Linked DNA regions of Homo sapiens: region 2 is linked to region 1. Evidence: read pairs that join two places in POLR2A ChIA-PET (ENCODE). Cell type or tissue: OCI-LY7. All regions are shown on one strand. Links, peaks and the distances in the headings refer to the core of each region. The heading gives the core; the rest is flanking DNA.

The links. ChIA-PET counts read pairs that join two places held together with the same protein. Peaks named below come from ENCODE experiments on the same cell type or tissue, not always from the same donor. Only the 100,000 strongest peaks of a DNase experiment are listed, where the experiment ranks them.
Region 2: POLR2A ChIA-PET joins it to region 1 with 20 read pairs; 7 of 35 experiments call an interaction of 5 or more read pairs at or near these places.

What each region holds. Positions count from the first base shown.
Region 1 is chr16:81,711,251-81,721,551 of GRCh38, reverse strand. It overlaps CMIP (c-Maf inducing protein), which reads right to left. Exons shown (of 21, transcript NM_198390.3): 21 at 9,790-10,301. Among named protein-coding and RNA genes, the nearest start is that of PLCG2, 63 kb to the left of the region's middle. RefSeq lists enhancers at 2,274-2,568, 2,648-2,697, 3,565-3,764, 3,785-3,864, 7,286-7,966 and 2 more and a silencer at 4,189-4,412. In OCI-LY7, for the core only: a CTCF peak has its summit at 8,188; DNase peaks (open chromatin) are centred at 5,531 and 6,071; H3K4me3 peaks cover 1,838 bases; H3K27ac peaks cover 1,323 bases.
Region 2 is chr16:81,405,981-81,416,281 of GRCh38, reverse strand. No RefSeq gene overlaps it. Among named protein-coding and RNA genes, the nearest start is that of MIR4720, 26 kb to the right of the region's middle. In OCI-LY7, for the core only: no CTCF peak of the experiment used is centred there; DNase peaks (open chromatin) are centred at 4,231 and 5,481.

The sequences.
Region 1 (10,301 bases), core at 1,564-9,563:
CAATTCAAGATGCGATTTGGGTGGGGACACAAAGCCTAATTGTATCACCCTTCCCAGTCAATAATAATCCCCCTTACAGAGATAACCAGTGTTGTGACTTCTGTCATCATAGGTGATTTGTGCCTATTCACGAATTTCTACAAATTGAATCATACAGCAAATCCTTTGTTTCTGGCTCCTGCCACACAACATAATACTTACCCAATTAATTCATGTCATTGTGCATATCAGTCGTCGGTTCTTTTTCTCCTGTTTTGTAGAATTCCATCTTATGAATATGTCACCGTTTATGTTTTCATTCTCCCGTTAATGGAGACATTGGTATTGCTCCACTGTTTGGCTCTCCCACAGTTTGTTTATTCATTCTCCTGTCAGTGGACATTTGGGTTGCTTCCACTTTTTGGCTATTGTAACTAATGCCACTATAAACATTCTTATTTGCGTCTTCTGGTGGATGGATGAGCTCAGTGCTCTTGAGCTCTTCTCCTGCACATCCAGGAGTGAAGTTGCAGGGTCCTAGGGTAGGCATATGTTTAACTTTAGTAGGTTGGCTCTCCAAAGTGGTTGAACCCATCTATCCTCCCTTAGTGATGCATGAGAGTTTCTTTCAGCAACCACCCCCATCTCTGAAAACAATGCAAACTGGTTCTCAGGCTCCCAATGGCAGACACCTACCAGGTTGGCCAGGAGGCCCCTCTGTCACTGATGGTCCAGGAAGGTATACCTGGTGACTGTGCAGTTTTCCTGGTAGAGTCTTCCTGGCCTGCCTTGGGAAGGGCTGCCCCTTCAACCTATTCCTCTGTCTTCTAACATAGTTAGTCACTGTCTTAGTCTGGACTTCCCTAGAAGCAGACACTGAGATAAAGATTTTCATTTGAGAGTTGGTCCCAGGAAATACCAATGGGACAATGGAAAATGAGGTGGAGAAGGGAAGGAAATCCTAACAAGCCCGTGAGCACTGAGGGCAGCTGGAGATTAATCCCAGGGAGGGACCCTGGGAGCCAGAGGAGAACATGGGCCTCAGAACTCTCCACTTCCCATGAGGAGTGAGGGAGCCGGGGTATTGATACACCACCTCCCATCTGTCATTGGTTGAGGGCTGCTGCCTGGGCAGAGGTGTTAATTCTAGGCCCTTGCAGCCTGTCTTAGGAAATAAGCCAAGGAAACTGAAAGTCACCCTTGACTCCATGTGCACCCTCCCTCCGTACCAACCACCATGTGCTGCTATTTTAAGCCTGAGCTTCCCTTGAATCTGTCTATTTTCTCCACAGGGTCCAAGTCCCAGACCCACACCCATCCATTTACCAACAGTGGAGGGATCTTCCTATAGTGCCTGGCTTATAACCTTGGCTCTGTGCCCTGCTTACTGTGGGACCTTGACCAAGAGATCCAGACTTTCCTGGCTTCCACTTCCCCATCAATAAGGGGTCATATAAGCGCCTGCCTTGTAGGCATGCTAGGAATAGTACATCAGTGTAGTCCTATAAAACCCTTCCTACTGTGCCTGGTGCACAGACAGTGCTATATAAGTGTTTTGTTTTAAAAATCAGTAAAATAATTGCAACCTTTTTTTTTTTTACAATTGCACATACCTCTCAGGACAAATCCCAGACTCCTAAATATGATTCATTAGGTTTTGGCTGGTCTCACCTCCACCTTCCTCTCACAGTGTGCTGCATGATGGCCCCCAGACATACATCCACGCGGAACCCGTGAATGTGACCTTATTTGGAAAAACAGTCTTTGGGGCCTGGTGTGGTGGCTCATGCCTGTAATCTCAAAACTTAAGGAGGCTGAGGTGGGAGGATCACTTGAGCCCAGGAGTTCAAGATGAGACTGGGCAACACAGTGAGACCCCATCTCTACAAAACATTTTTAAAAATTAGCTGGACATGGTAGTGCACGCCTGTAGTCCCAGCTACTCGTGAGATTGAGGCAGGAAGATTACTTGAGCATGGGAGATTGAGGCTGCAGTGAGTCATGACTGTGCCACTATACTGTAGCCTGGGTGGCAGAGCCAGACCCAGAAAGAGAGGAGGGGAAGGGAAGAGAGGGGAAGGGAGGGGAAGGGAGGGGAAGGGAGGGGAAGGGAGGGGAGGGGAGGGGAGGGGAGGAGAGGAGAGGGGAGGAGACGGGACGGGACGGGACGAGACGAGACGAGACGGGACGAGACGAGACGAGACGAGACGAGACGAGACTGGAACTGCAAAGATTGCAGCTGTGATAAAGGATCTCAAGACAAAGTCATCCCGGATCATCCAGGTGAGCCCTGGTTTGCTTCCACTTTTTGGCTATTAAGTCCAGTGGCATGTGTCCTTATAAGAAGGGAGAGAACAGACAGGTGACGAGGCCATGCGAAGATGGAGGTGGAGGCTAGCGCTGTAGCCACAAGCTAAGGAGCACCCAGAGCCACCGGAAGCTGCAGGGGCAGGGCATGTGTCCTCCCCCGTGCTTTCAGAGGAAGCACAGCTCTGTCTACAACTTGATTTTAGGCTTCTCCAAACTGCTAGAGAACAAGTTTCTATTGTTTTAGGCCACCCAGTTTGCGATAAGTTGCTACAACTGATATATTCTGTAACTAAGTACTTAGTAACAAAGTATCCAAAAGAAGATGCCTTAAAATAAGAGATTCACCTTCATCCTCTCACAGTCTGGCAGCTGGAAATCGCAGTCTTGGTGTCTTTCTGAGGGCTGCGAAGGGGAAGCTGCCACGTCCTCCCTCCTGGCTTCTGGTGTTCACTGGCCATCTTTGGCTTGCAGCTGTACCACTCCAGGCTCTGTCTTCATCCTCATGTGGCCTCTTCCTGTCTCTGTCCTTTCACTCTGACTTCCCTCTATGCATATCTCTGTGTCCAAATTTCTCCTTCCAGCTGTGCATGATGGCTCACGCCTGTAATCCCAGCACTTTGGAAGGCCAAGGCAGGTGGATCACCTGAGGCCAGGAGTTCGAGACTGCCTGGCTAACATGGTGAAACCCCGTCTCTACTAAAAATACAAAAAAATAATTAGCCCGCCATGATGGTACACGCATGTAATTGCAGCTACTCGGGAGACTGAAGCAGGAGAATCACTTGAACCTGGGAGGCAGAGGTTGCAGTGAGCTGAGATCATGCCACTGCACTCCAGCCTGGGCGACAGAGCAAGACTCCAAAAAAATAAAAATAAAAATAAAAATAAATAAATAAATAAATTTCTCCTTCTCAAATGGGTATCAGTCATATTAAACTTGTGCTCACCCTAATGATCTCACTTTAATTTGATCACCTCTGTAAAAACCCTATTCCCAAATAAAGTCGCATTCTGAGGAACTGCAGTTTAGGACTTCAATGTCTCTTTTCTGGGGGATACAATTCAACCCTGACAACCGTACACCCCCAAGCCCATCACACTTCCCACTGGCCGTTCCCAGCCTATATCCGGCTCTGGTCTGTTGCCAAGTCTTTGCACACTCCCTTTTCCCCTCTGGTGACTCAGCAAACATTTTCATTCTTCATTCTCAACAATACCACCTCCTCCAGGAAGTCTCCCGTGATGCCCATAGGCCTGGGTTCACTGCCCACCATCTGTGCCTGCCTTAGTGTCCTGTCATGGCATTTGCCATGCAGTATGTGACTGACTCCTTGCCAGCATGCTTGGGTGCTGAGCCCCTGGAGGACAAGGGCCATGTCTCTTGCTGCTGTTTCTTCTTTCTCTAAACCACTTTATTGTGGTCTAATTAACACAGAGGAAGCCATGCATATTTAACGCTTACAACTTGATGATTACGGAGATGAGTATACAGCCGTGAAACCATGCTGAAACAGCCTTTGCAAAATTATAACAGGAAAAATGACGGCAGTGAAAGAAATCAGACCTAACCAAATCAATCTTGCTTCTAACCTTTAAGCTGTCCTTGCTCATTCCTGGGTGTAGGCCGAACTAACTTTAGGAAGGAATTCAGTTCATGGTTTGACTCTGAAACAAAATTGATAAGAGCCCTTTCCCAGAAAGACCCCCTTCTTGCCTGGGGACCAGACTGCCTTTGCAGGACTAACAAATTAGCTACAAGGTTAGAAATTACAGTTTAGGGCCAGGCACAGTGGCTCATGCCTGTAATCCCAGCACTTTGGGAGGTCGAGGCGGGCGGATCACCTGAGGTCAGGAAGGTCAGGAGTTCGAGATCAGCCTGGGCAACACGGTGAAACCCCGCCTTTACTAAAAATACAAAATTAGCCGGGCATGGTGGCACATGCCTTTAATCCCAGCTACTCGGGAGGCTGAGGCAGGAGAATCGCTTGAACCTGGGAGGTGGAGGATGTGGTGAGCCGAGATTGTGCCATTGCACTCCAGCCTGGGAAACAAGAGTAAATCTCCGTCTCACAAAAAAAAAAAAAAAAAAAAAATTTCAGTTTAGGGATCATGCAGCCTCTGGCTCCAAGAGTATGAACCTTCCCCAGATTGCTCCTGGGCATAACATCACTATCGTAAAACCTAAGATCAGTGCTTGAGATATGTTGCAGACCCTGCACTCATGGATCAGCTGACACCACCCAGACAGGTAATCTGGCTCAACCAGTTCTGCCATCCCACCCAGGGACAGAAAACAGCAAGAAAACCTCACTTCAACCCCCTGTGATTCCATCTCCAGCCCCACCAATCAGCCCTCCCCACTTCCCAAGCCCCCACTCGCCAAATTATCTTTAAAAACTCTGATTCCCAAATATTCAGGGAGACTGATTTGAATAAAAATGAAACTCTGGGCTCCCGCACAGCTGGCTCTGTGTAAATTACTCTTTCTCCATTGCATTTCCCCTGTCTTGATCAATTGGCCCTATCTTGATCAATTGGCCCTGTCTAGGCAGTGGGCGTGGTGAACCTGTTGGGTGGTTACATACAAGAAGCCGTACATATTTAACACATACAACTCGGTGAGTGTGGGGATGAGCATACACCCGTGAAACCATACTGAAACTGCCTTTGCAAAATTTTAACAGGAGAAATGATGGCAGTGAAAGAAATCAGACCTAACCGACTCTATCTTGCTTCTAACCTTTAAGTTGTCCTTGTTCATTCCTGAACGTAAGTCAAACTAACTTTGGGAAGGAATTCAGTTCATGGCTTGACTCTGAAACAAAATTGGTAACAGCCCTTTCCTGAAAAGACCTCCTTCTTGCCTGGGGACCAGACTGCCTTTGCAGGACTAACAAATTAGCTACAAGATTAGAAATTTCAGTTTAGGGGTCATGCAGCGTCTGGCTCCAAGAGTCTGAACCTCCCCAAATTGCTCCTGGGGATAACATCATAGTCTATGCCATAAACCTTTCCATCTCCTTCAAAAGTTTCCTCCCGCCCCAGTTATTTGTTATTACGATTGTGTGTGATAATAACATCTCCATGCTTAGCAAATCTTAAGTATATACTGTAATATTGTTAACTATGGTCATTATGCGTATGGTACTTCTCAAGGGTTTTTCCATCTTGCATACCTGAAACTTCGTTCCCTTTGACCAATACCTCCCCACTTCCCCCTCCCTTCAGCCCTTGGCAACCACCATTCCACTTTCTGTTTCTATGAGTTTGATTATTTTAGATTCCTCATAGAAGTGGTATTATGCAGTATCTGTCCTCCTGTGCCTGGTTTATTTCACTTAGCACACATGCCCTCCAGTTCCTCCACGATGCTGCAAAGAGCAGGATTCCCTTCTTTGTAAAGGCGTAAAGGACACCACTTTGGAATGGTGTTCCATTGTGTGTATATATCACATTTTCTTTATCCATTCATCTGCTGAGGGACAATTGGGCCGATTCTGTATCTTGACAGTTGTGGACAGTCCTGCAGTGAACATGACAGTGCAGATCTCTTCTCTAGATCCTGATTTCAATTCCTTTGGATATGTTCCCAGAAGTGCGATTGCTGGATCATATATGGTAGTTCTGTTTTTCATTTTTTGAGGAAGCTCCCTGCTGTTTTCCACAGTGGCTATCCACCAATTTCCATTCTCACCAACAACGTACCAGGGTTCCCCTGTTCTCCACACACTCACCAACCTTTGTTTTCTTTTGTTTTTGATGATGGCCACACCTCACAGGTGTCAGGTGGTATCTCATTGTGGTTTTCATTTGCATTTCCTTGACGATTAGTGACTTTTTTTTTTTTTTTTTTTAGACAGAATCTCGCTCTGTCACACAGGCTGGAGTGCAGTGGCGCGATCTCAGCTCACTGCAACCTCTGCCTCCCCGGTTCAAGCAATTCTCCTGGCTCAGCCTCCCGAGTAGCTGGTATTACAGGCGTTCACCATTACGCCGAGCTAATTTTTTGTATTTTTAGTAGAGGTGGTGTTTCACTATGTTGGCCAGGCTTGTCTTGAACTCCTGACCTTGTGATCTGCCTGCCTCGGCCTCCCAAAGTGTTGGGATTACTGGCATGAGCCACCGCGCCTGGCCCCTTTGCCCATGTTTATTTCTATCGAATTCTGACAGACCTTTGCCCATTTTTTAATTGGGTTATTTGGTTTTTTGTTATTGAGCTGTAGGTCTTTTGCTTCTTCTCACATGTTTTCTAGCACTCCCCCTGGACCTGTTGGAAGCAGGTCCTCAATAATGAATTGCTGAATGCATGAATGGATGAATGAATGAATGAGGCCAAGCCCTTTTCCAAGATTCTCTGATCTCTTTTTTCTTATTGTGCTCTGGGGGAGCTTCTAGCAAAGTCTAGCTAGCTTTAGAGCAGCCTGTCAGTCACAAATGACAGCTCAGCTCACCAGGTTCTCATGCTGCACAACTCTGGGGAGCGCCATTCACACTGCAGTGTAAGAGACCGGAAGACAGCGCGTTCTAAGGCAGGCGCTGTAAGTGGGGCAACGTGGAGATGTGCATTGCCAGGCAGCCCCAGAGCTGTTTGTAAGAATCCAATTGTTGCCCTCTTGGTTGAGCTTCACACTGCTCCCAATGACAGGATTTGCCTTAAATTTTCTGAATTAGGCCGGGCCCGGTGGCTCATGCCTGTAATCCCAGCACTTTGGGAGGCCGAGGCAGGCGGATCACCAGGTCAGGAGATCGAGACCATCCTGGCTAACACGGTGAAACCCCGTCTCTAATAAAAATACAAAAAATTAGCCGGGCGTGGTGGCGGCGCCTGTAGTCCCAGCTACTCGGGAGGCTGAGGCGGGAGAATGGCGTGAACCCGGGAGGTGGAGCTTGCAGTGAGCCGAGATCGCGCCACTGCCCTCCAGCCTGGGCGACAGAGCGAGACTCCGTCTCAAAAAAAAAAAAAAAAAAAAAAATTCTGAATTAATACCGCTGTCCCCAGCACGGGGTTAGATCTCTGTTGGACTCTCACTGGGCCCATTTGGGGCTGGCACCAACAGTTGCTGGTTTTACTTGGAGGTGGGGGATGGTCATTGAGGTAGGTCCTCGCAGAGACCCCTCAGAGAGAAGAGAATTCTGGAGAGAAGGAAAGAAGCGCTAGCTATGAAGGGTGGGCGGGGCTCCAGGCTAGGTAATTAGCAAGGGATGCAGAGGCACCCGGGAACCCAGGAACCAGTAACCAGTAACCAGGGGAGCTATCACCACCCCTGGGTTGAAGGGCGAGGGGAGTACGTGGTGTAACTCAGTGCAGCTGGGAGGAGGCACAGGCCAGGTGTGAGCATCGCAGAGGTGCAGGCAGGGTTAGGGACGCTGAGGCACCCAGGAACCAGCGAGGGGCAGTTCCCAGGCTAAGGCTGAAGGGGCGAGACAGGGAGCTGTGTTACCTCGAAAGCTGGAATCCTGGTGAGCAGCCCACGGAGGGAGGCAACTCCTGCCAGCAACGGGCACAGCGGCTGGGATGCCAGGGAAGACACCCCCTACTTCTTCCAGCGGGGAGCCTGCATTCTCCAGCTTCACCCAGTGGGCAGAGGAGCCCAGCTGCTGCGGGGCAGAGCAGGGAGGAAGGCTGAGAGTGGCCCCCGGCTACATCTTCCCCCAACCCTTGGAGCAATGAACACCTGTGGTGAGCCAGGCCCTACGCCGGTGGAGAAGGCAACATGGAGCAGGCTGAAGCGTCTGGCTCGCGCATGCACACGTCTATACCACTAGCTGGTCCTCTGGCCTGAGGATGGGAGCTCAGGCAGCCAAGGGCTCTTTGGACTGTTCATTTGATGTCCTTGGTGAGGCCTCTCACCCCCGCAGTCAAGAGCCCTCCTGTCCTTTTTCCATAGCGCCTGCTCTCCGTGTGACCTGAGGAAGGCGCCGCTGAGTGACTGACACTATTTTTTTTTTTTTTTTTTTGAGATGAAGTCTCACTCTGTCACCCAAGCTGGAGTGTAATGGCGAGATCTCGGGTCACTGCAACCTCCGCCTCCCAGGTTCAAGTGATTCTCATGTCTCAGCCTCCTCAGTAGCTGGGATTACAGGTGTGGGCCACTATACCCGGCTAATTTTTGTATTTTTAGTAGAGATAGGGTTTTACTACATTGGCCAGGCTGGTCTCGAACTCCTGACCTCAGGTGATGTACCCGCCTCGGGCTCCCAAAGTGCTGGGGTTACAGGCATGAGCCACCGCACCCAGCCTTCTCACCTGTCTTAAAAAGACCTGGCAGAGGCCTCTGGAAGGAGGCCACCAGGGCATAGAGAGAGGTGGGGCAGGTAGCAGAGGGAGCTGGATGGTGTGGGGACGGTGGGGGCTGGCAGGGGGCAACTCCAGACACAGAGTCTCTGGAGAGCTGGTTTCGGGCCGGGCCCATGGTGGAGAGGCAGAGGACTGGCTCGTGGACATCCTGGATTTCTGTCAGCATGTGGAGGCAGGACATGCCTGGGCTGAGGACAAGGATACCCCTGCTGAGCTGGGGGACCCTGAAGGGTGACTGGTTTAGGAAGAGGGGTGAAGATAAAGCATTTTTTCTTTACTTTTTTTTTTTTGAGACGGAGTCCTGCTCTGTCGCCAGGCTAGAGTGCAGAGGCGCAATCTCGGCTTGCTGCAACCTCTGCCTCCCGGGTTTAAGCGATTCTCCTGCCTCAGCCTCCCGAATAGCTGGGACTACAGGCACACGCCACCACGCCCAGCTAATTTTTGTATTTTTAGTAGAGACAGGGTTTCACCATGTTGGCCAGGATGGTCTCGATCTCTTGACCTTGTGATCCACCCGCCTCGGCCTCCCAAAGTATTGGGATTACAGGAGTGAGCCACCGTGCCTGGCCAAGATAAAGCATTTATTTTTGGACTTGTCAAGATTGCCTCTTGGAGACATCTAGGGGGAGGAGGCAGCTGAAGTGTGGGTCTAGGAACCTGGCATTGACCAGCAGCACAGCATCACCTGGAAACTCGTCAGGAATGCAGATTCCCAGGCACCACCTAGCGCTATGGCGTCAGTATCTGCGTTTTCACAAGACCCCCTAGGTGGATGGAAGGCACATTCCTTGGAGTAGCTCTGGGCTACAGCTTTCGTAAGGCCCTGCTGAACAGCAGCACTGACCTCAGTCTATGACACGGAGTCTCAGCTGGGGAGCGAACTATCCCCCCACGGGACACGTGGCAACATCTGGAGACACTCTGGTTGTCATAAATGGGGAAGGGGTGCTACTGCTGGGTAGAAGCCAAGGATGCTGTTCAATGTCTGGCAATGAACACAACAGCCCCCCTGCAACGAAGACAGCTCCGGCCCCAGTGGCCAACAGCAGCCAGGATGCTGAGCCCTGGTCCTCAGGAAGTGCGCACAGAAGGTGGCGAGGGCATCCCGGCACTGTCTTGAGCCTCAGATTTCCCGCCTGGGCTTCGCCCCCTCCTTGGACCTTCTCCCGCTGGGCGCCGAGAAACCACACAAAGGCCAGACATTGATGAGTCACTTACAGTTTATTTTTGCCTGAAAGTATTTCACATCTCTTTGTACACAGCTACGTGACAGTAGTATTAACCATCAGGAAAAGCAACAGTGCGAGGGGAAAGGTGGCATGTCTTGTTTCTTCTTTTTTTTTTTTCCTTTTTTATTTTTTTTATTTTTATTTATTTTTTTATTTTTATTTTTTTTGCTTCTGCTTCTTCCCGCACCAGAGTGCTGTGAAGTATGGGACCGGAGGGGGGAAAGAAAAGAAAACCAAACAACTAAAAACAACAACAAAAAACAAAACACAAAACAGAACACACTCACACACACACGAAATAAAACCTGGCACGGAAAATGAATTAAGACTGGAACCCAGTTTCTTTTTTTTTTCCTTTTTTAAAAAAATGAGGGCATAGTGGGGGGGTAATAAAGTCTACCTAGCAAAGTATAAAACGACAAAAGCATGGTTTCCATTGAATAAGATTAAATATATATAAAACAAGTACACTGACTGTGGGGTAG
Region 2 (10,301 bases), core at 899-8,898, 300 kb after region 1:
CTCAAAAAAAAATAATAAAAAAAAAATAGGCAATAGGGTATTTGGAGGTGATCAAGTTGAGTCATTAGGATAGGCCCCAATTCAATATGCCTGGTGTCCTTATGAAAAGGGAAATTTTGGACACAGAGACAGAAATGCATAGAAGGAAACGACTGACAGGCTCAGGGGGGATGCCATTTCCAGGCCAGGGAATGGCTGAGGCTACCTACTGGAACCCAGGGGAGGCGTGAAACAGATCCTCTCTCGCTGCCCGCAGAAAGAAGCAGTGCTGCCGGCACCTGACTGCAGTCTTCAGCCTCCGGAACTGCAAGGCAGCACGCCGTTGTTGCTCGGGCCACCCAGTGTGTGGTAGTCTGTTACGGTTGCCCTGGGAAACCAACACAGCCATCTCCCAATGAATGACTCGTTAATTATGGTCCAACCCACCCCATGGAATACCCTAGGACAGTGGAAGTGACCCACAGAGGCAACAGGCAGGGTGACCCAGGCAGGATGATACCACTTACATAATGCTCCATCTGGTTACTGCAAACATGAGCGAGTATTAACAATATAAAAACACGCACACAGGGAGGGGAACATCACACACCGGGGCCTATCGGGGGGTCGGGGGCTAGGGGAGGGATAGCAATAGGAGAAATACCTAACGTAGATGACAGGTTGATGCGTGCAGCAAACCACCATGGCACGTGTATACCTATGTAACAAACCTGCACGTTCTGCACAGGTACCTCAGAACGTAAAGTATAATAAAAATAAATAAATGAATAATTTAAACAAACAAAAACATGCACGGGAAGAGAAATACCAGGTTTTATCTGGAGAGTGGTGACACGTCCCTTGAGAGAGAAAACCTGGATGTAAAAGAACCCCTTGAAATCAGGGGTTTCCGCTGTATTCTATAATGTTGTGTTTCTTGGAAAGGATTGAAAAGAATTAGATAGAATTCATTTGATTAACAAATACTATTTCAGTGCTTACTGAGTTGGGGCAGGGCTTAGCCCCATGCACAATTGCATCCAAGAATCCAGGGTTTTGCTCTGTTGCCCAGGCTGGAGTGTAGTGATGTGATCACAGCTTACTGCAGCCTTGACACTCCCCCACCACTTTCCCGCCCCCCACCCCCACCCCGCCACTTCCCTGCCTCCCCCCCGCCCTCCCTCCCCCCGACCCAAGTACCTAGACTCCTGGGTTCAAACAACCCTCCTGCCTGGGTCTCCCAAAATGCTGAGATGACAGGCATAAGCAACTGTGCTGGGCCAGGAAATGCTTCTCAATTCAAGATCCCTCTCTAGGAACATACCACTGCCTTCTCCTCTCCAAACAATGTGTTTTTCCACACATAAGGTGAGTTTCAGAAAGCAGCAGTCTACTCACGTTTGCAAGCACACACACACACACACACACACACACACACACACTTCAAAAAGAACAACACAACAAAGCAATTTTCTCGCCGCACTTTTTTTTTTTCCGTAAAGAAGCAGACAATTCAGATCCCTCTTTCGCATCATGGTAATAGAAAAGAACAAAAACACACCAAAGAAAGAAGCCGACAGCAAGACAACCAGGCATTTCCACTGAACAAGACATGCAAATCCCGGAACCTGCAGACCCTGAAGGCCCATGAGGAAATGCAAAGAATAAACAAACTCATGGGAAATCATTCAATGAGCGTGGCCAGGATCCCCACCCCCACGTATACCAGGAGAACCAGGGCAGGGTTGCTTCTCGGGAGCTGAAGTGGGCTCTGAGGGTCCCTGCCTGAGCTGTCAGCTCAGAAAGCCAAGAAAGAGGCAAGCCCTGGAAAAACTGCACTTGCTCTATGGAGCAAGTCACCGTCAGAGGCCAGGAGGCTGGGGTGTGGGTATGAGACCAGGCAGAAGGAGGTTGGCCAGGGGATCCCCCGTGATGGTCTCAGAGACAGACCATTTGTGAGTGCCCAGCAATGAGGCAGTAGACTAGCAATGAAACTGAGATTTAAGCACCATTTTATTCTATTTGTAATTTCTTTCTTTTTTTTTCCTGTTTATTTTTTTTTGAGACAGTCTCACTCTGCTGCCCAGACTGGAGTGCAGCAGCGCAATCTCAGCTCACTGCAACCTCCACCTCCCAGGTCCAAGCGACTCTCCTGCCTCAGCCTCCCAAGTAGCTGGGACTACAGGCATGCACCACCAGACCTGGCTAATTTTTTGTATTTTCAGTAGAGATGGGGTTTCACCATATTGCCTAGACTGGTCTCGAACTCCTAAGCTCAAGCCGTCTGCCTGCCTCTGCCTCCCACATCTATTTGCAATGTTTTGAATAACACCCAAGGCCAAGAAGATGCAGTGGAACTGGACGATGAAATTTACATGCAAGCAGGAGCTGAACCATCCTTTAATTCACTCAGCGTCTGTTTAGTGAGCACCTACCATGTGCCAGCCTGATGCCAGGCACGAGGAAGCTGTGTGATGAAGGGCTCACATGGTGTCCATGTGTGGGGCATCCGGGTCCCTGGCATTTGGCAGCCTCTGATTTGCCACTTGTGTTTAGCAGCCGTGGGTACAAAGTAGGGGGCCCAGAGTCTGTGCAGCTGCCCTTTAATCCAGTCGGCTCATTTACCACGCACAGCAAGTCTCTGGGCAGAGGCAGCATTATTTGCCTTTTACTAGGAAGACCAGCTTGTTCTGATTTGCCTGGGTCTTGCCTGGTTTTAGCACAGAAAGTCCCACATCCTGGGGACCCCCTTAAGCTGAGAAAACAGGGACAATTGGTCACTCTGCATTTTCCAGATGAGGAAACAAGGTTAGGGAGGTAAAGGGATTGGACCGAGGCTAATTTGCTGAGTAAGGGTTGAAAGCCAGGCCATTGGGTTTTGTAGTGGCCTAGGAGGGGAAGACAGACAAATCAAAGACCATGCGCCACCTCAAGGAAGCCCCCAGTGTGTTATTTTTGATGAAAGTAGCTGATGCTCAGTGCTGGTCAGGACTGGTGAGTGAGGCAGGACCAGGCGGACCCTGTGTCAGTATCGAGCTGACTGTCTCCTTGGAAAAGCAATTTGGCAACTCGTATTAATGCTGTGAAATTGTTCATACTCTTTGACTGAATAAGAGTATGCTTGGACACCTATTCTAATGAAATTATCCTTTTCTTTCTTGTCAAAAAGCTATCAGAGGCCAGGCGTGATGGCTCACACCTGCAATCCCAGCACTTTGGGAGGCTGAGGCAGGCGGATGACTTGAGGTTAGGAGTTCGAGACCAGCCTGGCCAACATGGTGAAACCCCATCTCCACTAAAAATATAAAAAAAATTGGCTGGGCGCGGTGGCTCACACCTGTAATCTCAGCACTTTGGGAGGCCAAGGCGGGCGGATCACAAGGTCAGGAGTTTGAGACCAGCCTGGCCAATATGGTGAAACCCCGTCTCTACTAAAAATACAAAAATTAGCCGGGTGTGGTGGTGGGTGCCGGTAGTCCCAGCTACTTGGGAGGCTGAGGCAGAAGAACCTCCAGGAAGCGGAGGTTGCAGTGAACTGAGATTGTTCTACTGCACTGCAGCCTGGGTGACAGAGCGAGACTCAGTCTCAAAAAAAAAATTATATATATATATATAAAAATTAGCCAGTCATGGTAGTGTGTGCCTATCATCCCAGCTACTCGGGAGGCTGAGGCAGGAGGATCACCTGAGCCCAGGAGGTAGAGGCTGCACTGAGCCAAGATGGTGCCACTGCACTCCAGCCTGGGCAACACGGCAAGACTCTGTCTCAAAAAAAAAAAAAAAAAAAAAAGCTATTTGGAAAGAAAATGTTCTCTGCAGCACTATCTGGAAGAGAAAAGAAATGTTAAGAGCCCAGGTAGGTCAATGGCTCCATACAGCATGAGCCCTCTGCCTCCATGATTACACAGCTATGAAAATGTCACTTTGATGACTGTGTAGCCACATGGAACACTCTTAGGATAGAAGCAGTATCTTATGGAACAGAAAAAGAATGATGCATGCCTTGGGTGCCTGCAACTTTGTAAAATGCTTCTGATTGAGGGCAAGGCTGGAACAGATTACGCTGAATGGGAGGTGTTGTGGGAATAAAGGAAGGTTTTTAGAAGTTATAAGTAGTGGCTGGGCCCAGTGGCCCTCACCTTCCAGCACCTTGGGAGGCTAAGGCAGGAGGATTGTTTGAACTCAGAAGTTTGAGACCAGCCTGAGCAATGTAGTGAGACCTCATCTCTACAAAAAAACTTTAAAATTAGCCAGTGTGGTTGCACACACCTGTGGTAGCAGGTGCACCCTGGAGGCTGAGGCAGGAGGATCGCAGTGAGCCGTGATCGTGCCACTGCACTCCAGCCTGGGCAACAGGAGAGACCACTTTGCCTCAATAATAATAATAACAATAATAATAATAATAATAAATAAAATAAAACTAGTTTTACATCCCATTATACTTTCTTTTAAAAAGCATGGAAGGAAAGCTAGGAATCCTAGGCTTCTGCATGTGGACAAAGATATCATTTGCAAAATGGTCTTGGCTGCACTGGTGGAAATAGTAAATGATTGGAAGCAACCTGAATTCCATCAAGAGAAGAATGTTTAAATAAAAAACTTATTCTTCCATACAGTGAGTGCTACTAAAAACAATGACGCCAGGCACAGTCGCTCATGCCTGTAATCCCAGCACTTTGGAAGGCTGAGGTGTGTGGATCACCTGAGGTCAAGAGCTCAAGACCAGCCTGGCCAACATGGAGAAACCCTGTCTCTACCAAAAATACAAAAATTAGCCGAGTGTGGTGGCACGCGCCTGTAGCCCCAGTTACTCAGCAGGCTGATGCAGGAGAATCGCTTGAACCTGGGAGAGGGAGGTTGCAATGAGCTGAGATCCTGCCACTGCACCCCAGCCTGGGCGACAGAGGGAGACTCCATCTCAAAAAAAAAAAAAAAGAAAAGAAAAACCCACAAATTTTTACAAATTAAAAATCAAACATAAAAAATAATGGTGGGACAGCAGATTCGCCTACCAAGAGCTAGGGGAATCTCATGTTAAAAAATGCTTTGATGTGCAATGACCAAAAAGAGGCTTTTGTGTTTAGCACACAAAAAAAAGCTGGTACACAGGAATTCCCAGGAACTTTCCAGCAGCAGTTGGGATTTTGGCAGGGATCACGCACGCCTGCCTGCCGGGGTGGGGGTGGGGATGGAGCCTGCATCCTCCACGCCTGCCACAGGCACCAGCACTGACCCTGAACTTGGTTTGCTTTCAGCCTGTGCCACAATCTGCTGGGTCTGGAAGGAAGAACAGGGATGGACCCGGCAGAGAGGAAGGGGCAGAGGAAAGGCTTTTCTAGGCAAAGCGAACCGCACATGCATAGGCAAAGAAATATGGGGGAAAGGAGGTATAGAATATCCAAGGAGTTACTGGCTGTGGCTGGGAGGGCAGCATAGTGGCAGCTGAAGAATGTGAACATCCTCCTGGCCACCTGCAGAGCCCTAGCCAGCCACTCACCATCTGCATGCTCTCCCCTCTAAAAGGCAGCACTACTGTGGTCTGCCTACAACCTCGAGCAGGTGCTCGGAAGCTCAAAAGAGGTGATGGGAATGTCTTATTAATTGCAACCCACTCCCAAAATATTTTTATTTTTATTTTTTTTGAGACAGTCTCGCTCTGTTGCCCAGGCTGGAGTGCAATGGTGTGATCTTGGCTAATGGCAACTTCTGACTCCTGGGTTCAAGTGATTCTTCTGCCTCAGCCTCCCGAGTAGCTGGGATTACAGGTGCACGCCACCACGCCCGGCTAATTTTTGTATTTTTAGTAGAGACGGGGTTTCACCATGTTGGCCATGCTGGTTTCGAACTCCTGACCTCAAGTGATCCACCTGCCTTGGCCTCCCAAAGTGCTGGAATTACAGGCGTGAGCCACCATGCCCGGCCTCAAAGGATTATTCTTGTTTGTTTGGTTCTTTAAGAGTTGAGATCTCACTCTGTTGCCCAGGCTGGAGTGCGGTGGTTCAAGTGATCCTCCCGGCTTAGTCTCCTGAGTAGCTGGGACTACAGGTGCGTGCCACCACGACTGGCTAATTTTGTTGCTGTTGTTTGTTTGTTTTTGTAAAGACAGGGTCTCACTGTGTTGCTCAGGCTGTTCTTGAACTGCTGGGCTCACACAATCTTCCTGTCTTGGCCTCCCAAAGTGCTGGAATTACAGGTGTGAGCCACTGTGCCTGGCCCAAGAGATTGTTTTTATTGTGATTGTTCTCGGAATCTTGTTGAGGTTTGATAAAGACACCGGATGTCATGGAGCTCATTTGATCCAAAAAACAGTTCTTTTTTTATTCATTCACTCAACAAATATTTACTGAGAGCCTACTATGTGCCAAGCCCTGCTCTATGTGTTGGGTTAGAGCTCACAGAGACACACATCAAATCGAAGAGATGAAATCACAAGTATATTAAGTGTTGCTAAATACTAAGGAGAAAACTTAAATGGAAATGGAGGACAGGAAGTGAGAGGTTGTAATCTGAGATTGGACTGGTTTCTATCATCCCCAAAGGCATCTCGCCTTTGAGGCACAAAAGTGCTCAAAAACACAGTTGTTGGATGAATCTTAAAGTATCAAAATCCCAGAAGACCTTGAAGATCATCTCCTTCCAAACATTCAGTTTACAGGTGGGAAACTGAGGCTCAGAGAGGCTAAAGTGTGGCTTGTAGACATTGAGTGACCCAGGAAGGAGATGCCTGGGCCCCCTGCTTCTCCCAATACCCCCTCTTGTTCCTCGTCTGTGGCAACCAATGCAGGGTGACTCCAGATCTGCTTGGGACTAGAAAGGAGCTGAAGTCAATAGAGCCAGATCCTGTCCTGGGTGAGCTGGACCAGGGCCAGCTCGGTGGTGGCCACTGGACATGGAGTCTCTTCTGGCCTCCAGCCGTGCCAGGTGCCCATAGCCTTGGCAGCAATGGCGAGGTGCAGAAGAGGAGGGTGGCCCACACGCATCTGTGCACGCACCTGCTCTGTTCCCTTCTATGCATCTGTAGTTGCTCGGCTCACACGGAGCTCAGCAAATGTCGGGGGATTGGGCATGTGATCGTGGGCTACAGGCCAGGCCCTAAGCTGGGTGCCCTAGGGAGGCAGTCAGGAGTGAGGAAAGCCTGAGCCCCGCCTGGGAGATGCTGATGTCAAAGGCTGGGAAACAGGTTCAAACATCACAGCTCACAGAGGAGACTGGGATGGGGAGAGCGGTTTTCGATGGTGGGGGAAGAGTTGCACTGAGATAGGCCTTGCAGGACAGGTAAGGTAGAGACAATGGGGGAAGGAGAGGTAAAGTCAGGGAGGCGGCTGTGCTCAGGAATCAGGGAGCAGGTCTGCAGAAGCCCGGGGGCTGTACATCCAAAAGGGCTGGATGATTGAAGACGCCGGTGGTGGTGTTGGGGGAAGGTGTGGGGTTTGAGTCTTTTAAGGAAAGTTGCTGGGGGTGTTGAGCGGGGCAGTCGCAGACTCTCTAGAGAATTTGAAGTGCTACATTGGTATCTGTGTCCCCTCTGTGACCTTGGGCATGTCACCTGACCTCTCTGAGCCTCAGTTTCCCCACCTGAAAAATGGGACTAAGAATAGTCCTACTTTCTGGGATGCCTGTGAGTGAGCCCAGCACGGGAAGTGGAGCCACTGCTAGGATTCATGTATTCGACATTTATTGAGCACCTACTGAATACCAGGCACTGAGGCTGAAGTGGGGGTTGATGGTGAAGGGTCAAGGCTCCTGGCTTCCCAGGGTAGGTGTGAGTACAAAGATGCACAGGGTAACCAGGTTCTCGGGTTCTGGAAGTAGGGTGAATAGGGCCGTGGTGGCAGGAAGGGATGTTTCCCCAGCCTGCAGGAGTCAGGGTGGGTTTTCTGGAAAAATGAATAATGCATGGAGACTTGAAGAAAGAGAAGCCTCCTAGATGAAAAGGAGAGGAAGGGTCCAGGCACCATGGCTCACGCCTGTAATCCCAGCACTCTGGGAGGCCGAGGCGGATGGATCACCTGAGCTCAGGAGTTCAAGACCAGCCTGGGCAACATGGTGAAACCCCGTCTCTACTAAAAATACAAAAAATTGGCTGGGTGTGGTGGCTCATGCCTGTAATCCCAGCACTTTGGGAGGCCGAGATGGATGGATCAGCTGAGGTCAGGAGTTCAAAACCAGCCTGGCCAATGTGGTGAAACCCCGTCTCTACTAAAAATACAAACATTAGCCAGGGGTGGCGGCACACACCTGTAATCCCAGCTACTGGGGAAGCTGAGGCATGAGAATTGCTTGAACCCAGGAGGCAGAGGTTACAGTGAGCTGAGATCGTGCCATGCACTCCAGCCTGAGCAACCAGAGTGAAACTCAAGAAAGAAAGAAAAAGAGAGAGAGAGAAAGAGAGAAGGGGAGAGAGAGAAGGAAGGAAGGAAGGAGGGAGGGAGGGAGGGAGGGAAGGAAGAAAGGAAGGAAGGAAGGTAGGAAAGAAAGAAAGGAAGGAAGGAAGGAAGAAAGAAAGAAAAAAGAATGAAAGAAAGAAAGAAAGAAAGAAAGAAAGAAAGAAAGAAAGAAAGAAAGAAAAGAACATGTGAAGGAAGACCTGGCAGGGTGGGGGCAGGACCTGACCCACTAGCCAGGTTGCTCTCCTGGAAACAGGGTTGTCCCTACTGGGGTTGGAAATTTGTCTCCATAACGTGTGAGTGTGGGAAGCACTGGCATTTGGTGGTGGCAGTGGGCAGGAAAGCTAGACAGACAGTCCCTGATGACAAGAATGGGCCCTCGGCCCCCAGGATGGGCTGCCGTCTCTCAGGACATTCACGTAGGCGAAAACCCTGCTTGAAATTATCTGTGTCTGGAATCTAACTTCACTTTACATAAAAAGGCCGTTTTTTCCTGCTCAGTTTTCATTGTCCCTGCATTTCCCAGGAGCACAACCACAGCGTAAATGGAGGTAAGGTTGTTCTTTGTTTCATTTGGACGTTAACCAAGAGTTGCTCACCATTTTGGAAAATCACGTCACTGAGAGCCTGCCAGCCTGTGATGTTTGAGTCACCCACAGGCACACCTGTGGCCATCTGTGCTGTGGCTGCAGCCTTCCTGGGGATTCCTGAGCAGGAGCAAGTGGCTTACTACTTCTTTATGTCTCTGGGGTAGAGGGGGTTCTAATGTCCCCACATACAATTTTATGTCAAATTAATTTCTTTTTAATCCTCCTTTATATTGTAAATAGGCATGATATTGATGTATCTGAAATCACATGTATAGCTAAATTATATACCAGGGAATTCAACTTCAAGACAGAAAGAAACATTCAAAATATTAGTTTTGACCAGGTACGGTGGCTCACGCCTATAATCCCAGCACTTTGGGAGGCCAAGGTGGGAGGATGGCTTGAGGCCAGGAGTTTGAGACCAGCCTGGGCAACATAGCAAGGACCCATCTCTGTGAAAAATACAAATATTAGCTGCGTATGGTGTCACGTGCCTGTAATCCCAGCTACTTGGGAGGCTGAGGCAGGACAATTACTTGAGCCTCGCAGTCTGAGGTTACAACGAGAGCTGTGATCGTGCCACTGCACTGCAGCCTGGGTGACAGTAACAGAGCAATATTTTCTATATATATTTTGGAAAAATATTATATTTTGGCAGGATGGGGGCCGGACATGACCCATATACATAATATATATATCTATATATATATATATTTTGGCTGGGCGCGGTGGCTCACACCTGTCATCCCAGCACTTTGGAAAGCCGAGGTGGGGGGATCACGAGGTCAGGAGATTGAGACCATCCTGGCTAACACTGTGAAACCCTGTCTCTACTAAAAATACAAAAAAAGACAGGCACGGTGGTGGGCGCCTGTAGTCCCAGCTACTCAGGAGGCTGAGGCAGGAGAATGGCATGAACCCGGGAGGCAGAGCTTGCAGTGAGCCAAGATCACACCACTGCACTCCAGCCTGGGCGACAGAGTGAGACTCCATCTCAAAAAAAAAAAAAAAGAGATATATATATATATACACACACATACACACACACACATATATATACACATATCTATACACACACATATGTATACACACACATATATATGCACATATATACACACACACACATACACATATATATACACACACACAGATATATATATATATCTGTATGTGTGTGTGTTTATGCAAGAAGCATTGGGTCTGAACGCTCGCAAGGCCCTGTATCAGGAGCCCAGGAATATGTTGTGTGAACCAGGGCTGAATGGAGCACTCAGCTTGCCCAGCAGCAGCTGGGGGCATGGCCATAAGCAGTCCAGATTCCAGGGAAATGAATCAGTAACCCGGG